Linked DNA regions of Mus musculus: region 2 is linked to region 1. The links are chromatin contacts, found by POLR2A ChIA-PET in ENCODE. All regions are on one chromosome and are shown on one strand. The core of a region is the stretch at or near the end of the contact, and the rest is flanking DNA. Distances in the headings are between cores, read along the strand shown.

The links. ChIA-PET counts read pairs that join two places held with the same protein, here RNA polymerase II (POLR2A).
Region 2: POLR2A ChIA-PET joins it to region 1 with 10 read pairs in embryonic stem cell. The contact joins two enhancer-like sites. POLR2A ChIA-PET finds 5 or more read pairs at or near these places in 4 of 5 experiments (Patski and embryonic stem cell).

The regions. Positions count from the first base shown.
Region 1 is chr11:96,953,063-96,960,582 of GRCm38, forward strand. It overlaps Sp2 (Sp2 transcription factor), which reads right to left. Exons shown (of 7, transcript NM_001080964.2): 4 at 4,362-4,674; 5 at 3,043-3,217; 6 at 2,713-2,906; 7 at 270-1,508. The coding sequence ends at 1,408. It overlaps D030028A08Rik (RIKEN cDNA D030028A08 gene), which reads left to right. Exons shown (of 6, transcript NR_003293.3): 4 at 6,492-7,219. Among named protein-coding and RNA genes, the nearest start is that of D030028A08Rik, 13 kb to the left of the region's middle. Within about 2 kb of position 3,481, at least 1 of the 3 ENCODE cell types and tissues checked has a DNase peak (open chromatin) inside an H3K27ac peak, as active enhancers do.
Region 2 is chr11:97,018,978-97,026,497 of GRCm38, forward strand. It overlaps Sp6 (trans-acting transcription factor 6), which reads left to right. Exons shown (of 2, transcript NM_001363230.1): 1 at 1-50; 2 at 2,429-5,762. The coding sequence starts at 2,486. The coding sequence ends at 3,616. It overlaps Gm11532 (predicted gene 11532), which reads right to left and starts at 7,441. Exons shown (of 2, transcript NR_133649.1): 1 at 2,407-7,441; 2 at 1,531-1,937. Within about 2 kb of position 3,405, at least 2 of the 3 ENCODE cell types and tissues checked have a DNase peak (open chromatin) inside an H3K27ac peak, as active enhancers do.

The DNA.
Region 1 (7,520 bases), core at 2,231-4,730:
CTTCCTCGGGGCTGGGGTGGGAGGTACAACAGTCGGCCAGCTCAGGAAGTTCTTCTAGGGTTCGCCTCTGTGGCTGAAGCAAGACTGGGAGTGGGAGAAAAAAGCAGAGACTGCACTGGGCTCTGGCTCCAGAGGCCCCCAGGTGCTCTGAGAGCCGGTCTCCTTTGGGACCAGGACCAGGAGGGTAAATTGAGTCCACAGTTCCCGCCTCAGGAATCCTTCTGTAAGACCTCTGACATCACAGACAAAGGAAGCCCAACTGCCAAACGCAGACTTTGCCTTGGGCAACTAAATTTATTAGCAAGAAACTTTTTGTCAGCCCAGTACTGACCAACAAAATACATCGTTAATAAAGGATAACAAATCTTCACTTAATTAATAAAACATCCTCAAGCAGTTACAACGAAAATAAAGTTGGATTTCTGTTTAATTTAAAAGCCTCAAAAATAACAAGCAATATGTTTTTAAAACATGTCTTAGACACAATAGTCTATTATACAATATACACTGTACACAGTGGAGCTTGGGCAGGGGGAGATGAGGGCGTGGCGGGGTCAGGATGGAAGGTGTTCTCAGGTGAGTCCAGATTTGAGTTGAAATGTGTCATTTAGAAAAGAATTGTTAAAGTGAGAAAAAAAATAGCAAAAAAAAAAAGACCCTCCTATGCTCAGCATTGCCCCCAAAACCCTAAACTGAATGCAAGCAAGGGGGAGGCGTCTAGCAAAGAGAGGAAGGGAGCAATTAAATAAAATGTGGTTAAAGCACACACGTCCACAGTGTCATCATCTGAAGTGAGTATAAGGCAACGTTCTCCGTAGAAAAGAGGGAGGGCAGGTCCTCGGCGTCTGACCTTTCATAGGAAGTTGGAATGTTTGGAGGAGAGCCGTGGCAGGGCTGGGCAGTGGAGTGGAGGCAGCCTCCCACCTCCCCGGTGGGGGGTGTCAGTGGGAGGCTGGGTACAGGGCCCCTGGGTGTCCCTAGCGGCCCAGGAGGACTTAATTGAGGGGGACAAGGAGGCACGGTGGGGGAGGGGGCATGGCACAATGGGACTCCGGCAGTGTTGAGGAAGGGGATGGGGTGGGGATGGGGGCTCACTTTGCTCCTCGACGGAGTGAAATGTATGTTTTTCCTTTGGAAATAAGGGTCCCCACGCGTCCTGGGTTAGAACGTCTCATTGGGCATGGCCAGTGTCCATGGCCTGGGCAGGCCAGGAGCTCACGGTGAGAGGGGCAGAGCCTTTGGAAGGAGGAGAACACAGGAACAGAGTCCCTCTCTGCAGGGACACAGCCACAGAACAGGAGTGGGGTGAGGGCTGCCCAGGGCAGTCGTGGGCACCTGTCCATCATGGACCCAGGGCCAATCAGATGGGAGGTGTTCCATCTTCAGGGCCTCCTGCCTCAGTTGGCCTTACAAGCCCTTCGTGCCTAGGTGGGTCTTGTAATGCTTGGTGAGGTGGTCACTCCTCATGAAGCGCTTCTGACATTGGGCACACTCAAAGCGCTTGTCCCCTGGGAAGAAGAAATATCTTTTACCAAAGAGGGCATGCAGTATCACTGCCCCAGTCCCAGAAAGGAGAAGCTCCAGAAAGTGAGAGCCCCTGGAAAGGCCAACTTGGCCTTGTCTCTGCACTCCACTAACAGCCTCCTCCTGTCGTCTATTGGTCGCACCTCTCTGCCCCAGCTGCCCCGTCTAATCTACCTCTCTACACTCCGTTCTTGGGTACACTCTGGTCTTTGCCCAGGCTGCTTGTCCTTGAGCCTCTGCATACCTGCTTCATTCTGGACTGTGTCCCAGGGACTTTACACCTTCCTCCTTACAGGAAGACATCTCAGCCCTGAGCCCCTGAGTCTGGACCACAGCGACCCACCCTGTATCAGGGTGTGTATGCTTCTGCTTGCGATGGGTGTGACTCACCAGGAGCTGAGGCATGTCCCCCACCTCAGTGTCTGCTCAGCAGGGCATCATTCCCTACAACAGCATCTGCCAGTGGACCACTGGGCATGCCCAGGACATCTTTAAGGCACCTTCTATCGGGTGCATTAAAGCACATAATAGTGATAGCAACCTTAATAGTAAACTTAGGCTGCCATGGAGGCAGGCCTGCAGTAGGCCATGCATGTCGGAGCAGGCCTGTAATCTCAGCATTAAGGAGATAGGAGAAGTGCCACGAGTTTAAGGTAAACCTGGGCTGTACAGCAAAATGTTGTCTTAAAACAAACAAAAAGAGTTGGGTGTGGTGACTCACACCTGTAATCCCAACAGCTGGAGTCTGAGGCAGGACTGCTGCAAGGGCAGCCTGAACACTTGGCTCAATCTTGTTATCGCTCTCTCTCCAAAACCAATACTGGAGGCCAGCTTGGTGGCTTAGTTCACAGGGCTTTACAGAGGTGGAGACAGAGGGACCTTAAGTCCTAAAACAAAGCATTTACAAAGTATGTGGCCTTGAGAGCCCAGGGCTTGGGTAGGAGCCCAGCTTGCCCACCACTAGCCACTTATCCAAACCTCAGCCAGGTGGCTGGCACTGAGGTAACCCTCCAAGGCCTTCCTGGGACTAACTTATCTGAAAATGCTACACACAGCATTTGGCATTTCTTATCACTGCTTGGGTTTGGTTTGGTTTTGATTTTGGGTCTGGGTAGTGTGGATGGTGAAGCCCCGAACAGGCATGGGTGACAGTGTACAAAGGACAGACAAGGGCATGGGGGAACTGACCTGTGTGGGTTCGAGCATGTCGCTGGAGTTCATCGCTCCGAGTGAATCTCTTTCCACAGAAGAACCAGTTGCAGACAAAGGGCCGCTCGCCAGTGTGCAGGCGGACGTGGGCCCGGAGCAAGGATGTCTTCCGGAAAGTCTTCCCGCAGTCCGGGATGTGGCACACGTGCTTCTTCTTGCCCTGCTCCCCAGACCTGAGGGGTTGGGTTCAGAGTAGGGGGAGGAGTTGGGAAGAGGGAAGGGAGAGAAGCACGGGAGGTCAGGCCAAGACTTGTCCCCGAGTGACCTGTGGAACAGGGGTGTGGGTATGGCCAGGGTCGGGCATATTACCTCTTCTCCCCATCCTTGCAGTTGGGACACGTGCAGGCCATGCGCCGCCGTTTCTCCCCAGGCTGGGCCTCTCCGGCTAGAGCCTGCTCCATCTGCAGCTGGATCTGGGTGGGGCTCAGCCCACTGATAGTCAGGTTGTTTCCAGAAACGTTCTGCACGGTCAGCTGCTGCTGCCCTGTGGGAGAGAAAAGGGTGTGGTTCAGGAAAGGAAGCCCAGGCTATCCCTCTCTCCCTCCCTCTCCCTCTCTCTGGCTGAGGAAGACTCATGGAGCCTAATACACTGGAGGGCAGTGAGGGCCAGAGGCCTCCCTGAGATTCTGCCCCTGCTAGCAGGAAACTCGCCTAAGAATTTTTGTTCTGTGGACCAAGCAAATGCCTAAGATGCTCGACGTTTATTAGGGATGTGGAAAGCCGTGAGCTCTCGCCGCCGCCGGGGGCGCTGCAGACTCCCAGGTGCAGATGCAGCCTGCTTCGCTAGGCAGCCTCAGCTCTCCCTCCCTCCCTCCTTCCCTCTCTCTTCATTTTTTTATTTTTTTAAAGATTTTTTTATGTATTTTATGTATATGGATGTTTTGTCTGTGTGTATGTCTACATACCAGGAAAGGGCATTAGATCCTATGGGACTAGACTGTTGTGAGCTGCCATGTGGGTGCTGGGAATGAAACACAGGCTCTGGAAGAGCAGCCGGTGTTGCTGAGCACTGAGCCATCTCCCAAGTCGCTTTCCCTTTTTCTCAAAGCTGCACTCGCAGAATGTATCATCATCAGCTCTGGTGCAGTGTAAGCTGGTCCTGCTGCCCAGGACGCCCTCCCCTGCCTCCCACTCTCAACAGCAGCCGTCCTTAGCTGGACGGTGGTGGCACATGCCTTTAATAATAGCGCTCAGGAGGCAGACGCTGTTCTGGTCTACAGTGGTCCAGGAAAGCCAGGACTATACAGAATCACTGTCTCGAAACACTACCCCTGACCCCCAAAAGAAGCCTTGACTTCCTTTACATTAGGTACAGCCCTTAGCTACCTGACCTGGGCAAGTGACCAGCCAAATTAATGTGAATTTGTATATTACTTGGACACATCTATTTTCTCAGTCTCTATTCAACATCTGCAGTTATCATGTGGTCATGTGACTTCCTATCTCACAGTATTACTGTAAGGACCAAGTGTGAAGACAGATATGACCTGAGGCTGGCAGGGACCAGGAGCAAGCTGAGCATCCTCCTGGCTGACCCTGGAAACCCCAGGGGCCCGGCTCAGGATTCCCATATGCTGAATGCAAAGCCCTGCTCCCAGTACCCTCCTGGCTTCAGGCCTTTCCCTCACCGCCAGTGTTGGTGATGGTGACAGGCACACCCTGGACTTGGACACCATTGATGTTGATGGTCTGCATGGCCTGAGCAGCTGCTGCCAGCTGTGCGGCGTTCAGGCTGATGATGCTCCCAGCAGGTGCAATCTTTGGCAGGGGCCGCTCTTTTCGGAGAATGGCAGCTGAATGTTTTTTGCTGGTGCCACTCAGATGGGGAGCTCGGAGTGCAGGGCTGTTACAGGTGACGGTTGATGTGGTTGCAGCTGTTGCTGGGGGGCTGTCCTGGACAAGGACTGTCTGTACCTCACCAGAAGGTGTACGGATATAAACCTGAGGGGCCAGAGAAAAGAGAGTGCTCTAAGACAGATGGCAGCATGACCTTCCTTGTCCGAGGGAGAACTGGGACACCTCTGTCATCTCATCCAGCCCAAGAACACACTTGTGCACTACTCATGTTTAACAGGGCCGATGCTGCCCTGCACTCAATCGGCATGAGCTGGTTACTGACCTGCAACCAAACTTTTAATCTGCTTAGCATGGAAAAATATTAACTGCTAAATCTCAAAACTGGAAGATGAATAAAAAAGCACACCACCAGCATGGGCTACAAAGTGATGTGGAGCCAGCTTAACCACACAGTAAACTATCTTTAAACAGCAGGGGCTGGAGAGATGGGCCTGAGGTTACGAGTACTGGCTGCTCTTCCAGAGGACCCAGATTTCCCAGCATCCACACAGTAGCTTACAGTCATCCCTAACTCCAGTTCTAGGGGAGCTGATGCCCTCTGCCGACCTTCTCAGGCATGAGGCATGTTCACATACTATGTTTAGGCATAGTACACGTACATATATATGCAAGCGAACCTCTTATATGTGTGTGTGTGTGTGTGTGTATATATATATATATATATATATATATATATATATATATACATACATATATATATATAATAAAATAATCTAAGAAATTGTTTAAGAGGAACTCGATATTTATCTTATCCCAAAATGTCTCTCTTCAAAATACTAATGAAATACAAGGAGGAAAAAATTTTATGTTGTGTGTGTATGTGTGTGTGTGTATGTGTTTATGTGTGAGAGTATGGGTACGCATGTGCTACAGCACACTTGTGGAAGTCACAGGACAACCTTGCCTTCCTGTAAGTAGGGCTTCTTGTTCGCTACTGCATATGCCAGGCTGGCTGGTTCCTGTCTGGTCCTCCTGTTTCTGCTCTCACCTCTCTCTGTATGAGCACTGGGATGGCAAATGCAATCCACTCATGGGACATCACATAAACAAACTAAAGGACATTCTACAAAACAACTAGCCTGTGGCCTTCAACAGCAGCAAGGTTGACTGCCACATTAAAGAGGAAGTGGGGCTGAGGATGTAGTTCAGGGTAGGACACTTAAGTGCCTAGGATCCACGAAGCCCTGGTTTAATTTCCAGCTCCATGGAGGTGGGGGATGCGAGGAATTCTTTCTGAAAGAGAGATCTGACCAGAGAGATGCGACAACTACATGTAAGGTGGACAGAGTCCTTAGGCAGCGTTGGAATTACTATCCGAAGCATGTGGTGAGACCTGAATGGTACCTCCCCGATAGACACCAGCAGTTCACTAGTGAGTTTCAGGCTTGAAGGCTGCGGTGTGCGCAGGGGCTGTGCCTGTGTGGGAGAATTAAAGCATTTGCAAGTGGGAGGGGGATCATGGTGGCAGTTTATGTTTAAATGATCCAGGGAGAAAAAAATCCTTTGTAAGACTGATTTTAACTGGGGTTATATTTAATTCCTGGATACTGAAGACTTTTAGTTAAAGGATAACATCTGAACCTGCCATCCCTTAATACATATAGAAGCCTCAGGTCCCTTTCCAGTTCTGTATATGTACCCCATTTAAAAACCTTACAATGTTGTACTTGTTTTTTCTCTGAGGTAGTAAATGGCTGGCTGAGTAACTGGGGCGCAGGAAGGAGAGGACCTGCCCCTTCTGTCTTCTCTTCTGCTAGCCTCAGACACCCTGAGTCAGGCGAGGGCCCACTGCTCCCTTGGTGGGTACTGAGTGGGTGTTAAGCACTGTTTGTTTTATTATTACCTGACTGTGTGGGGGTGCTTTGTCTAATGTCTTTATCACATTTGTTTATCATGTGCAGATGGAGACTACAGGAGGACTCGGAATCCTCTGGGAGTGGAGTTACAGCTGGTTGAGAGCCACGTGAGTGCTGGGAATCAACCTTGGAACCTCTGGAAAAAGCGGCGAGTCAACCACAACCCATCGCTCAAGCCCCATTGCTGGGCCTGGTGACAACGCATGTCAGTCCTGCCTCAGCCCCCTGAATGCATGTTTACAGATGTGCACCAGAGCACCTGACTCAAGTTTTAAACGATCATTTTGAGCACTCCTTCTCATGGCCATTTCCCTGTAAATCAGCAGAGACACTGGGGAATGGAGCAGTTTGACTCCCATGGCTGCTGGAGTCTCCTTTACTGCCCCGTCTGTCTTGAGCAACACTGGGCTCTGTCTGTTCTTGTCTGCTTTTAGAGTGGGCTGAGCTGGTAACATAAAGGAGCAACAGCTGAGTGGCGGTGATGACGCCTTTAATCCCAGCCCTCAGGAGGCAGAGGTAGGCAGATTTCTGAGTCTCAGGCCAGCCTGGGCTACAGAAAAAAAAAAAGGGAAGGAAGAAAAAAGCAGCAGCAGAGACTGCAAAGTGACCAGAGAGCTAAGCAGCCGGCAGGGCAGGCTACCAAAGCAGCAAGATGGCGGCCACAGGGCAGCTAAAAAGACAAGAGTTGACAGCTGGCAGAATGGCCAGCTGCCCTGACAGCAGCAGAAGCAAAAGCAGCCGTGAGCACACTCCAGAACCCAGAGGTCATCATGGTGAGTGGAACATGGCAGGCTCAGGAAGACGAATGTCTTCTCCCTTAGGAGGGATCTAGACTAGAGGGGAAAACACACGCTCAGTGGCCACATGCACACACAGTGAAGGAAGCAGAAGGACAACCCCCTCTCGGGGAGGATAAACAGGGGTGCAAAGAAGCAAGGCTACAGCTCACACATGCGACCCCAGCACTGCACTGAGGCTGGAGCAGGAGGGTCCCATGTCTGAAGCCAGCTTGGGCTGTGCAGCGAGTGAAGCCAGCTTGGGCTGTGCAGCGAGGTAAAGGCCCACCTGGGACCC
Region 2 (7,520 bases), core at 2,155-4,654, 66 kb after region 1:
GTCTGTAGCGCGCCAGCCTGCGGTGCCCCAAGCCCGAGCGCAGCCGCCAGGTAGGAGCCCGGGTCCGCGCGGTCACGGGTGCGCGCTGCGGAGATCTGGGGTCAGGGGGTGGGTGGGGAAAGGTGTTCGGAACACCGCAGCCTAAGCTGGCTTCTTGGGGAGGGGGACGTCCTAAAGGATCCGAAGGGCTGGGAGCCCCGACGGAGGAAAAACCGGGAGGACGGGAGGGACCAAGGGAGTTTGGGAACTGGGGAAACTGGAGCAACTGGGACAACCGGAGGATTGAAACATTGAAAACCTTGTTTGAACGGAAGTCCCCACCGCCTGAGTACCGGGAAACGGGAGAGGCAGCGGATCCAATGGGACTTAGGGCGTCTCTGCCGTCTTTCTCCAATTGGAGAGCCGATGTGCTCGCTCCTTTCTTTTCGTGCAACCTTGGTGGCAGGCCATTACACGCTAGGCCTGGGCTCAGGATCTCTGTCCAGAGAGGCCCCTCTGCAACCTGGTCACCCTAGCCTTCCCATCCCCCAGACCCTGGGGCAGTTCCCAGTCTCCAAAAGCTCTTAGGGTCCCAGAATCTCACTGCTCCCGCCCCAACCCCTTCTGGGCCGCCCCGCCCCGGCCTGAGGCTCCGTTCCTGCTGCTTCACCCAGTCCCTTTCTTGTGGTAAGGCAGCCCGAGCCTGAGTAGGCACCCGGGTCCTCCTCTTCCTTGCCTCTCCCAGATTTTCAATGCTACTTCCCTGGTCCCAGAGTCGGAAGGTGGTAGGGTCAGGTGAGTCCTGCTTGGGGAAGGCCCTAAATCATTGGCCTCCTGCACCCCAGGCCCCACACGGGCAAGGTTCCAAGGCTCTAGGGAGAGATGGAGAGAAGACTGGGACCTTATGGTCACAGATTTGTAGTAGAGAAAGGGGTGGAAATTGTAAGCTCTTCTCTTCTCTTCTCTTCTCTTCTCTTCTCTTCTCTTCTCTTCTCTTCTCTTCTCTCCTCTCCTCTCCTCTCCTCTCCTCTCCTCTCCTCTCCTCTCCTCTCCTCTTCCTCTTCTTTTCTCTTCTCTTTTTCTTCTTCTTCTTCTTCTTCTTCTTCTTCTTCTTCTTCTTCTTCTTCTTCTTCTTCTTCTTCTTCTTCTTCTTCTTCTTCTTCTTTTTTCCTTTTGAAACAGGGTCTCATTGCGTAGCCCACGCTGCCAAAGCCTTCTGTTTCAGGCTCTTGCATTGAGTACTGGGAATATTTATTAGCCGGTTCCCACCAGGCCCAGCAACATCTCCTGTTCTTTTTCTTATATTTCCCTCTTCCTCCCTCCTTCCCTCTCTCCCTTCCTTCTTTTGCTGTGTAGCCTAGGCTGGCCTGGAACTCTGCATTCTTCTGCTTCAACTTCCTGAGTGGCTAGATTAAAGACTTGCATCACCACACCCAGGCTAGATCTTTAGGTTTCTGCTGGGCCTTAGGTTTCTAATGTTTAAAGAAGGAGAATAGATTCCCAGAGGGACTGCACAGAGTGTGTGGGCTGCATAGAGTGTATTTGTTGATTGAATAATTAAATGAACATTTTATTCTAGTCACTGATCCAAATTCAGCTTGCTTTAAATGAGAGCAGGCTCTGGACAGTAGCTCGGAATACTTGGCTGGACATTAGAGGCGCCTATACGTGCCCCCCCGCCCCCCCCCCCCTGTGCTTGCCATTGAGCTCTGGGTTAAGGGATCCTTCAAGCTCGGGTGCTGTCTCCCTTAGGGAGCTGCGGTTAGATTTGCCTGAGTGTCTGACAAGCATCTCTGGGTGATCTCCTTCTGTGGTAATTCCACCCCTCCCAGCTTCATATGGAGGGAAAAGGAGGTGGGTGAGGGAGTGGGCCAACCAAGCTAGTCAGGGAGCAGGGGAGTGTGTAGCAAGGTTAAATGCCTTTCCACATCGGTGGTACAGCAGGTCTGGGATTGGCTCTAGGAAAAAAAAAAAAAAAAAAAAAAAAGCTCAGGCCTTATTCTGGGCTTTCTGAAGAGCAAAACACCTCAAACAGCCAGCAGCAGACATATCCTACCTACTGTACCCCATCTGTGTCCTGAGTTAGACTGGAGCTAAGACGACTCTAGATCGTCCAAATAGGTTGGCAGCAAGTCTGCCGGGGGTGGGGGTGGGAACTGCCCAGACTGCTGTGTGGAGATGGCTCCGGTGGCTTTGGGACCAGTCCAACCCCCCCCCCCCCCCCGAATAAGCTGAGTCTTAAGGGCGGGGTCACTTAGTGGAAAGGCCATCCTGTGCCCTGACCTGGACTTTCACATCCATTTCTTCCTAGCATTCCCAAGCTCTAGTCCTCACCCAGAGTCACGCCCCTTTTCCTGATAGGGGCTGGGAAGGAGCCCGTTGCTGAGAAGGGATCTGGGTTAGAAGGGGAAGTAAGTTCTTGCTCACATCTCATCCTTGCCACTTCTAGGTTCCATCTGAGGTACCCTTGACCGTCCCTGCCTTCATTCCATCCCGGATCCCGGCAATGCTAACCGCTGTCTGTGGCTCTCTGGGCAGCCAGCACACCGACGCGCCTCACGCTTCACCGCCGCGCCTCGACCTGCAACCTCTCCAGACATACCAGGGTCACACGAGCCCGGAGGCTGGGGACTACCCCTCCCCGCTGCAGCCTGGAGAGCTGCAGAGCCTCCCGCTGGGCCCGGAGGTAGACTTTTCACAGGGCTATGAGTTGCCAGGGGCCTCCTCGCGGGTAACCTGCGAGGACCTGGAAAGTGACAGTCCCTTGGCACCGGGACCCTTTTCCAAGCTCCTGCAGCCGGACATGTCACACCACTATGAATCGTGGTTCCGGCCGACTCACCCAGGCACAGAGGATGGCTCGTGGTGGGACCTTCATCCCGGCACCAGCTGGATGGACCTCCCCCATACTCAGGGAGCGCTGACCTCACCTGGCCATCCGGGGGCGCTTCAGCCTGCTTTGGGAGGATACGTCGGAGACCATCAGCTCTGTGCTCCGCCGCCCCACCCGCACCCGCACCACCTCCTCCCAGCCGCTGGTGGGCAGCACCTTCTGGGGCCACCCGACGGGGCTAAGGCCTTGGAAGCGGCCGCACAAGAGTCCCAAGGGCTGGATTCCAGTCTGGATGCAGCGTCCCGACCCAAAGGCTCCCGGCGATCAGTTCCCCGCAGCTCAGGGCAGACCGTGTGTCGCTGCCCCAACTGCCTGGAGGCGGAGCGACTCGGGGCTCCGTGCGGGCCCGATGGGGGCAAGAAGAAGCATTTGCACAACTGCCACATCCCAGGCTGCGGCAAGGCATACGCTAAGACGTCGCATCTGAAGGCGCACCTGCGGTGGCACAGCGGTGACCGACCCTTCGTGTGCAACTGGCTTTTCTGCGGCAAGCGCTTCACGCGCTCCGACGAGCTGCAGCGCCACCTTCAGACCCACACCGGGACCAAGAAGTTCCCCTGTGCGGTCTGCAGCCGAGTCTTCATGCGCAGCGACCACCTGGCCAAACACATGAAAACCCACGAAGGCGCCAAAGAGGAGGCGGCGGCGGCGGCCCAAGGCGAGGGCAAGGCCGGTGGCGTGGTGGAACCACCCGGGGGCAAAGGCAAACGTGAGGCCGAAGGCAGCTCGGCGTCCTCCAACTGAGCCCCATGGATGTCACATACCTGCCGTTCTTTATTTGGGGGGGCGGGGGGAATGGGGCGGCCTGAGTAAGAGGAAGGTGGTTATTTATTGGTGATGAGGGGACAGGGAAAGGGACGCTAGGGGTTTTTAGTCTCGGGGGCTACATGGGAGGCTGCTTGAATATTTAGGCTGCCAGGAGCTGAACACGCCCCTCGCTTCTTCCCTTTCTCACTATTTCACCCTCCCCTGAGTTGCTGAAGAGTTGGGATGGAGCGCCCCTACCATGTGGAGGGGTTCGCATAGTAGAGAGATGGCATGTCCCAGAAGCTGAGGGAACTCGAGATTGGGTCGGGGCGTTGGGGGAAGCTGTCTGGACACGTCTTTAGTTCCTGGGAACCCGGACATAAAAGCACCTTGGAGCCGCCCTTCGGCCTAGGTCTCTTTCATCCCCTCTTCTAGTGCTGCTCCCTCTAAAATTTCCGGAGAGAAAGCAGAGATGAGGTGTGTGTGTGGGGAAGCCTGGGGTGGTTCCCCTTAAGGGGCTGTCTACCTAGCTTGGAGGGTTATTAGTATAGAAAGAACTCCCTTCAGTGAATTTCTTCTAAACCCTTCTGGATGGTAGAGCCAGGAAGAGCAGCTCAGCTCTGCAGCCAGGGCTCTGAGCTGGAGGTCAGAGCTGGATGGCATAGAGGAGGGATCCAGCAGAAAAATCCTCTTACAAAGTGGAAGAGCTAGCCGCTCCTTTCAACTCGAATTCAATCCTTAACTCTTAGACCTTGTAAAAGAAAGCAAACTCAGCAGTCGACATTCCCCATCTATTCCCCTAGGTAGTTTCCTAAAGTCAGCTGCCAGCACTTGCTCCAGAGTTGACAAAACAACCCCCACCCCACTCCCAGGTCCCCATCCCTTGCTTTCCTGTTGGGGGTGGAAGGGAGAGAGGTTGTCCTAGCAGAGGGATTACAGCAGAAAACCCTGCCTGGACTCCCCGTCCCTCTCTTTCTTAGCTTGACCCTTCCGTGTTCCCTCCATTGTTATAGAGTCCTCCCCAGTAGAAAATCTCCTTCCATGTGAAGAAATATTGTTCCCCCACTGGAAGGAATTCTGGGAAGCTGTCTCTCTGTCCCCTTCTTTAGAGTCTAGAGATACATTTGGGTTTTGATCATAGGATGAGAGGGTAGACTTCTGCCTGGCAGACTGCAGGACCCTGGGGCTGGGGGCACTCTCAGGTTTGAGGTAGAGGCCTTGAGACCCTCTGACCCCACTCTTGCTCTCTTCTCTCCACCCAGAACCTTCTGCAGGGAATAGCTGTGTGTTGATTTTTAAGTTATAAGCAAAGGGTATTTTATTTAATAATTAGGGTGTGAGTGTGTGTATGCGTGTGTTGTCTGCACCTGTATGTGTGCATGTATGTGTTTCTCTACTGAGCCTGGGGTCTCCTGAGACCCCATCTTGTTCACCCCGTCCAAGACCTGGGGACAAGAACCTCAGCATCTTCCTCCCTGGGGGATGCTGGAGCCCAGTCCAAGGACTGGGACCTGTATGGGAAGTAGGGGCTGGGATCTGGGTAGGAATATATGTTTGTGTAGAAAGGCCTCCTCCTTGAAGGGACAGGGTGACTCCCTGTGGGACTTAGGGGCCTGAGATAGTTTAAGTTCTTTCTGTGTTCTCCCTCTTTCCCCACCTCCTGTGAACCTAGCCAGAGGTTCCCTTTCTTACAAAGAAGGCTGCAGGCAAGAGCGAAGTTGGCCATGCCTGCAGGTTGCCTAGCTAGGTGCAGAGGGGCCTAAAGGAGGGCACCGTGGGTGTGGGATGCCTTCTTCTCCACCCATCAAAACCAGCCACCTCTCACTGCGCTACCAAGACAACCTTTTTTCAGTGACCATGCTTAGGGGGAACTCCTACATGGAGTATTAGGGGGCACGGAGATGCTCCCCCTTATAGAGGCCTTGAACCCTAAGATCTGCAGGTGGGGCTCGGATAGGTTTTTGTCTGGCCTGCTCTTTATCAAATCTAGGTTTCTCAGCTGCCTGTCCTTCCAGGCAGCCCCTCTAGAGGAAAATGTAGGATTTTTTTTTTTCTTTAACTGCTGTGAACCCACTTGGGGGCGAGGAGGAGGCAGAAACAGCCTGTGTTTTTTATGCAACAATAAAGTCATCAACCAACCACACTCTCGCTTTGTTTGTCTTCCAGCTCTGCCTCCTATTTCGGACTCCATCCCTCTGCAGTGAGGACTGGGTAGGGGGATCTTTGGTCAAGCGTCACTTCTTTTCGATTGGAAAGATCTGAGATGAGATCAGAGCTCAGATCTGATCCTATCCTGGAAGGAATAGGCTCTGTAGTCTCTTGGTGTTCATCTGTGGAGATGAGATGTTTCTAGATGATTCTTTCCATAGAAGTCCCACGTCCCCAAAGGTCCCTCTCCCCACCCCACCCCCCATGGGAGCATGCGGGTCAGCCGGTCCCTCTGGCTGTGAGGGAGGTGGGGGGTGACTGACAGTGATTTCTTCACCTAGAGTGATCCCTATCAGAGACAAGGCGATGAAAGGCAGCCAAGATATCTGATGGGCAGCTGCCCAGCTGGAAACCGTGAAGGAAAGGCTGCTACTACTACTGCTCACAGCGAGAAACCTGCCAGGGTTACTCAACCACAGGGTGCACAGACGCACCCTCACGGGACTCACTATCTTCAGAGAGACTGGAAATGCCCATCCACTGTTGGTGCCTTATTCATGTCAGTGAGAGAAAGTCTCATGACTCCAGAGGACCGGTGCGTGGAAGGTGACAGGGAATTCGTTTTGTTTTCTCGTCTATGTAGGATAAGGTTGGTCACTGCGCACGCACTACACTACCTTTAACTGGCTTTTCTTTGAATCTATTGTTTGCTCATCTTGGCGTTCCTATCCCTTATGACCCCTAACCCAATTTCTCCTGCCAAATCTGGCTCTCAGGATGGCCCATCCCATCATCCGTCTGAGAAATTTGGGGGCCTAGAGTTTTCAGGGAAACTTGGAAAGGGGCATCAGGACGATTTAGGGGCCGTGGAGAAAACCTAGACTGGTAGGGGTGACGGGAGAGGGGGAGCCTGTTTCCATCGGTTGCTGAATTTAACAGTTCAGAATCCTGTTTACCTGCGACGGCCTGCCCGAGGCTCTCCTGCAGGGCGCCTCTTTTGTTTTCCTGGTTCTGGGGGAATTAGACCCCAGAAACCTAGTGAGTCCCCTCCTTTTCCCACATCTGCCTCCGGGGACAGGAGGGCAGCTGTAGGGCCGGCTGGGCTTGTCTGGGCAGGGCCCGGGCCCTCCCTCCTCCCCTTGCAACTCCTCCAGCTGACCTGCATTCTTAGCAGGGGCCTTTGGTGGGGCTCTGATGCATGCCTGATCCTCTGCAATGCAGCCTGGCTGGCCTGGGCCCCTGAAGGAGCTCGGAGACACCTCTGACCCCTCAGAAGTGGCACCCCAGCAGGATCCCATTGTACGGGAGAGGCTGGGAGGGAGGGAAATCATCATGTTTGGATTGACCCTCTGGACGACTTCTCTGAGTCCTATCCTTACCAGAGAAGTAAAGTAGAATGCCTCTAGGGCGGGTGAATGAAGTCAAAAGTGGAAACTTGACGGATAGCAGCCTGGGGTTGCAGCCACCGCCTCCTTCGGCTCCGCCTGCTCTTCCGGCTGCCTCCTTCCTCGGCCTATCCTGCCCCCCAGCGGACATCTGAGGAAGTGCAGAAGAGGAACCTGCTTTCTCCGCAGGGCGCCTCAGAGGATCTGTGGGTAGCTACAGCTTCAGCTGAGGTTTGAGGTGGGATGGCATCCAATAGCACCTCGCACCCCTCCTCCAGAACACACCCCGAAGCAGCACTTACGTGACCATTAATCCTATACACCCTTATAGATGAGCATACTAGCAATGAAGGTTTTTTGTTTTTGTT